2 separate regions of the Homo sapiens genome follow, and region 1 is linked to region 2. A link is an interaction called in ENCODE POLR2A ChIA-PET data of the cell type or tissue named here. Cell type or tissue: IMR-90. All regions are shown on one strand. Each heading gives the region's core, and the rest is flanking DNA. Links, peaks and the distances in the headings are about the cores only. Region 1 overlaps SAMHD1 (SAM and HD domain containing deoxynucleoside triphosphate triphosphohydrolase 1). Region 2 overlaps MTCL2 (microtubule crosslinking factor 2).

Region 1 (2,912 bases), core at 282-2,781, 59 kb before region 2:
AAGATAAATAATAGGCCAGACAAGGTGGCTCGTGCCTATAATCCCAGCACTCTGGGAAACCAAGGCAGTTGGATCGCTTGAGCCCAGGAGTTTGAGACCAGCCTGGGCAACATGGTGAAACCCTGTTTCTAAAAAATTTAAAAATTAGCCCTGGTGGTGCGTGCCTGTAGTCCCAGCTACTCAGGATGCTGAGGTTGGGGGGATCACTGGAGCCCAGGAGGCCGGGGTTGCAGTGAGCCAAGATTGCACCACTGAAGTCCAGCCTGGGTAACAGAGCGAGACCCTGTATCAAATAATAATAATAATGATAGAGAAAAAATTTAAAAATTAAATTACAAGAACTATATACATTGTTCTTTAAAAATATACATGTAAGGCTAGGCAGGGTGGCTCACGCCTATAATCCCAACACCTTGGGAGGCTGAGGCAGGTGGATCACTTGAGTTCAGGAGTTCAAGACCAGCCTGACCAACATGGTGAAACCCTGTCTCTACTAAAAATACAAAGTATTAGCTGGGCGTGCTGGCGGGTGCCTGTAGTCCCAGCTACTCGGAGACTGAGGCACGAGAATCAATTGAACCCAGGAGGCGGAGGCTGCAATTAGCTGAGATGGCATCACTGTATTCCAGCCTGGATGACAGAGCAAGACTCCTTCTCAAAAATAAAATAAATAAATAAGTAAAATAAAAGTTAAAAAAAAAATTGAACAAGCTGAAGATATTTACTTTTAATTTTCATTCATAATAATGCAAGTGATGCCATATTTTAAAAAGTCAGCCAGGCATGGTGGCTTACGCCTGTAATCCCAGCACTTTGGGAGGCCGAAGTGGGCAGATACGAGGTCAGGAGTTCGAGACCAGCCTGGCGCCTGTAATCCCAGCTACTCTGGAGGCTGAGGCAGGAGAATCATTTGCACCCAGGAGGCGGAGGTTGCAGTGAGCTGAGATCGCACCATTGCACTCCAGCCTGGGTAACAGGGTGAGTCTGTCTAAAAAAAAAAAAAAAAAAAAAGTCATCTTTATCCAGGTGTGGCGGCATGTGCCTTTAGTCCCAGCTGTTCAAGAGACTAAGGCAGGAAGATTAATTTTTTCAAATTATATTTACATTTAAACTAGCTTTTGGTTTAGCTGGGCATGGTGGCATGTGCCTATAGTCCCAGTTACTCAGGAGGCTGAGGCGTGAGGATTGCCTGAGTCCAGGAGGTCGAGGATGCAGTGAGCCATGATCACGTGCCACTTCACTCCAGCCTGACAACAGAGCGAGACCCTGTCTCAAAAACAAACAAAAAAAAATTTAGCCAGGCATGGTGGTGTACGTCTGTAGTCACAGCTGCTCAAGGGCTGAGGCAGGAGGATTGCTTGAGCACAGGACTTTGATGCTGCAGTGAACTATGATCGCGCCACTGCACTTCAGCCTAGGCCACAGAACCTGACCTTGTCTCCTTAAAAAAAAAAAAAAAGGCCAGGTGCAGTGGCTCATACCTGGAATCCCAGCACTTTGGGAGGCTGAGGCGGGTGGATCACTTGAGGCCAGGAGTTCGAGACCAGCCTGGCCAACATGGGGAAACCCAATCTCTACTGAAAATACAAAAATTAGCTGGGTGTGGTGGCATGTACCTGTAGTTCCAGCTACTCAGGAGGCTGAGGCACGAGAATCACTTGAACCTAGGAGGTAGAGGTTGCAGTGAGCCAAGATCACGCCACCGCACTCCAACTTGGGTGACAAAGCAAGACTCTGTCTCAAAAAAAAAAAAATTGCACAGATATATATATATGGAGAAAGCGCATGCAGAAAAACATTAACAATTGTTGAATTTAAGTGAAGGATATTTTATTTTGAAATTTTTCAAAATAAAAATTGGGAGAAAATGAAAGAAAGGAAAAACATTTCTTCTACTCTCATCATCGAATGGGACATTAAAAAATCATTGTTTTATTATTATAGAAATTTACAAAGCCATGTACCTGTCACTTAGCTTCAACAGTTATCAACACATGGCAGTTTTGCTTCATCTACCCACTCTTGTCAAACACTGGACAATTTAGAAGCAGATCCTAGACATAATTTTGCTTGTAAATACTTCAGGACCGTTCTCTTTTTATTATTTTTATTTTTTAGATAGTGTCACTCTGTCACCCAGGTGGGAGTGCAGTGGCGCCATCTCGGCTCACTGCAACCTCCACCTCCAGGGTTCAAGCGATTCTCCTGCCTCAACCTCCTGAGTAGTTGGGACCACAGGCATGCACCGCCATGCCCGGCTAATTTTTGTATTTTTGGTAGAGGCAGGGTTTTGCCATGTTGGCCAGGCTGGTCTCAAGCTCCTGACCTCAGGTGATCCACCTGCCTTGGCCTCCCAAATTGCTGGGATCACAGGTGTGAGCCACAGCGCCTAGCCACCATTCTTTCTTAAAGACAAAATAAAACATGTCAACAATAAATCCATACACCTTTATGTGCCCATCACCCAGCTCAGCAGTCATCAACTCCAATGCAGTCTTATTTCTCTCTATCCTTCCCCACTCTCTGGATTACCTGGAAGTAAATCCAAGACATTGACAGGAACTTTTTTTTTTTTTTGAGACAGTCTCTCGCTCTTGTTGCCCAGGCTTGAGTGCAATGGCACAATCTTGGCTCACCGTAACCTCCACTTTCCGGGGTCAAGCAATTCTCCTGCCTCAGCCTCCTGAGTAGCTGGGATTACAGGCGCCCGCCACTACACCCAGCTAATTTTTTTGTATTGTTAGTAGAGACAGGATTTCACCATGTTGGACAGGCTGGTCTTGAACTCCTTACCTCAAGTGATCCGCCCGCCTCGGCCTCTCAGAGTGCTGGGATTGCAGGCATGAGCCACTATGACTGGCCGACTGGAACAGTTTTAAAAGGTTTTTTCACTTAAATCTTTTAAAAATTTT
Region 2 (2,912 bases), core at 321-2,820:
TGTTTGGTCACTTTCATCTCCAGCCCCACAGCTCACCAGCTGCTGCAGGCCAATTCCGTCATAGCCATGCATCTGGAGCCACGTGCAAAGGTTCCAGTGGGCCCCAAATCTAAACTTCCCCCCGCTGTCCTCAGTGTACAAACGTAAATCATTTTATATCTGCGTGGGTTTCTGATAGAAAGTAATCTTTCTTAGAACACTTAAAGTGTGATTTACCAGCCCAGGCTGGTAAATCACTAAAGCAAGACCCCCTCTCTACAAAAAATACAACATTCAGCCAGGCATGGTGGTGTGTGCCAGTAGTCCCAGCTACTCAGGAGGCTGAAGTGGGAGGATGACTTTAGTCCAAGAGGTCAAGGCTACAGTGAGCTGTGATCAAGCCACTGTGCTCCAGCCTGGGTGACACAGAGGGACCCTGTCTTAAAGAATAAAATAAGTAAAAAGTGTGATTTGAAAGTGGAGCTCTGCTTCTCCCGCCTGTATTTCATTTCAACATTTAAAGTTATATCTTATTTTGGCTGGGTGCGGTGGCTCACACCTGTAATCCCAGCACTTTGGGAGGCCGAGGCGGGTGGATTACCTGTCAGGAGTTCAAGACCAGACTGTCTAACGAGGCGAAACCCCGTCTCTACTAAAAATACAAAAATTAGCCAAGCGTGGTGCTGCATGCCTGTAATCCCAGCTACTCGGGAGGCTGAGGTGGGAGAATCGTTTGAACCCCAGAGGCAGAGGTTGCAGTGAGCTGAGATTGCACCATTGCACTCCAGCCTGGGTAACAAGAGTGAAACTCCGTCACAAAAAAAAAAAAAAAAAAGGAAACCAACTATATTGAAACACAGTTATTAAAGTATTTTTAAATTACAACATAGTAATATGTGTGCTTATTAACTCATAAATTCTGGTGACAGATCTAACTAGCATAATTTCAAACTACTGATGAGTGTAAATAATATTTTGACATTTTTGCAGCAACTGTTATATGATATGAAAATACCTGTGATTTTTTTTTGGTGGCAAAGTCACAGATATTACTCATATAATGATGATTTGTTCATAGGCCCAGAATAGAAGGAAATGCTACATTTTACTTAGAGGTCAGTGAAAAGGAAGATGTGATTTTCCAAGTTCATGGACTCCCTGAGTTCTGGTTCCAAGGAAAGATCTTGAAGTTGGTGGTTGGACTTTGAGTCCTGCTTGGAGGTCTCACCCCCTCCCCCTGCCTGTTTGCGTGTGCTTGGGCACCACCCACCTTCCCTGTGCTTCTCTGAAGTTCTTCATCTGTAGAACATGGATGATGGTTCCTGTCTTTCCTTACTGGGAGTGGGGGGTTCAGTGAGGATCTGTGAGATGATTCAGATGGAATGTCTTTGTAAACTGTGAAGCCCTCTGCTGCTGTGCAAGATCTTGCTATTATTAGCAGTAGTGTGAGCTCATGTTTGGCTGTCCGGCCCAGCCGGGACCAAGAGGCTCTTCCTGGACAATTCTCCCAGGATTCTTGGGAATCAGTCCATCGAGGGGAGCAGGTTTGCCTTTGAGAGGCTGCTTCCTGCAGGCTGAGCTCATGGTTTGGCAGGGGGTGGACAGAGATGCACCTTGTGGGCAGGGAGTGGGTGGGTGAGCAGGAGGTTCCCTACGTAGACAGACCCTGCCTACCCTCCTTGGGTGGCATAGGGATCTGCGACCAGTTCTGATCTGCCCAGGCTCTCCCTCTCTCATTTTTATTTAGAGACAGGGGTCTCACTCTGTCACCTAGCCTGGAGTGCAGTGGTGCACTCATGGCTCACAGCAGCCTGGAACTCCTGGGCTCAAGTGAACCTCCTGCCTCAGCCTCCTGAGTAGCTGGGGACTACAGGCACATGCCCAGCTAAGTTTTTAAAATTTTTTATTTTTTTGTAGAGACGGAGACTCACTGTGTTGCCAAGGCTGGTCTTGAACTCCTGTCTTCCTAACTCTTTGCAGCTGGCTGGGAGTTGTGGACTGGGCAGGACAGAAGCTATACTCTTTTTTTTTTTTTTTTTTTTGAGTCAGACTGTCTCTGTGTCACTCAGGCTGGAGTGTAGTGGTGCAATCCTTGCTTATTGCAGCCTCAACCTCCCAAGCTCAAGTGATCCTCCTGTTGCAGCCTCCTGAGTATCTGAGGCTACAGGTGTACAGCACCATGCCTGGCTAATTTTTAATTTTTTTGTAGAGATGGGGTCTCGCTATGTTGTCCAGGCTGGTCTCAAACTCCTGAGCTCAAGGGATCTTCCCTCTTTGGCCTCTGCAAAGTGTTGCGATTACAGGCGTGAGCCACCGCGCCTGGCCCCATACTCATTCTTTAATTCCTACATCTACCCATAGACAGTGACAGGTACCTGCTCTGTGCCACGGTCTGCCCTGGGTGATGCTGAGGACTAGACACAAACCAGCCCCTGCCCTTCTCCCTAGCTCTTGGGGAAGATTGACATGAAAACAGACAAATACAACCTAAAATTACCAGCACAACGGACCATAGATTTCAGAGTGTGGGGTTTGAATCAGAGTCTGGGAAGGAAATGTTCTGGAAGGATGAGATAGTCAGGAGTCAGCCTGGCAAAGGCCGTTCTAGCAGAGGGAATAGCTGAACAAATTGGAAGAGCACAGTTATGACGCACTGACCCAGGGCCACGTGGCTTGTTTGGAATCCAGCCCCGCAGGTCCCTTGCTCAAGCAGCTCTGCGAAGCTTCTGAGCCTCGTCTCCTCATCTGCAAAACAGGAACGTTTTCAGCACCTACCTCACAGGGTCGGTAAGAGGATTAAACTGTCAACTGATAATGCACGTACTGCCTGTGCGGGGGCCTGGTAATTAGTGAGCCTCCTAATAGGTGGTAGCCGTGTTTTGTTTGTTGAAACAGTCTGTCTCTGTCGCCCAGGCTGGAGTGCATTGTTGCAA

Evidence for each region. ChIA-PET counts read pairs that join two places held together with the same protein. Peaks named below come from ENCODE experiments on the same cell type or tissue, not always from the same donor. Only the 100,000 strongest peaks of a DNase experiment are listed, where the experiment ranks them.
Region 1: POLR2A ChIA-PET joins it to region 2 with 9 read pairs; 6 of 35 experiments call an interaction of 5 or more read pairs at or near these places.

Annotation. Positions count from the first base shown.
Region 1 is chr20:36,905,639-36,908,550 of GRCh38, reverse strand. The region is part of intron 11 of SAMHD1 (SAM and HD domain containing deoxynucleoside triphosphate triphosphohydrolase 1); the gene reads left to right. Among named protein-coding and RNA genes, the nearest start is that of TLDC2, 31 kb to the right of the region's middle. In IMR-90, for the core only: no CTCF peak of the experiment used is centred there; no DNase peak of the experiment used is centred there.
Region 2 is chr20:36,846,963-36,849,874 of GRCh38, reverse strand. All of the region lies in intron 1 of MTCL2 (microtubule crosslinking factor 2), which reads left to right. Among named protein-coding and RNA genes, the nearest start is that of MTCL2, 15 kb to the left of the region's middle. In IMR-90, for the core only: no CTCF peak of the experiment used is centred there; DNase peaks (open chromatin) are centred at 1,404 and 2,624; H3K27ac peaks cover 2,004 bases.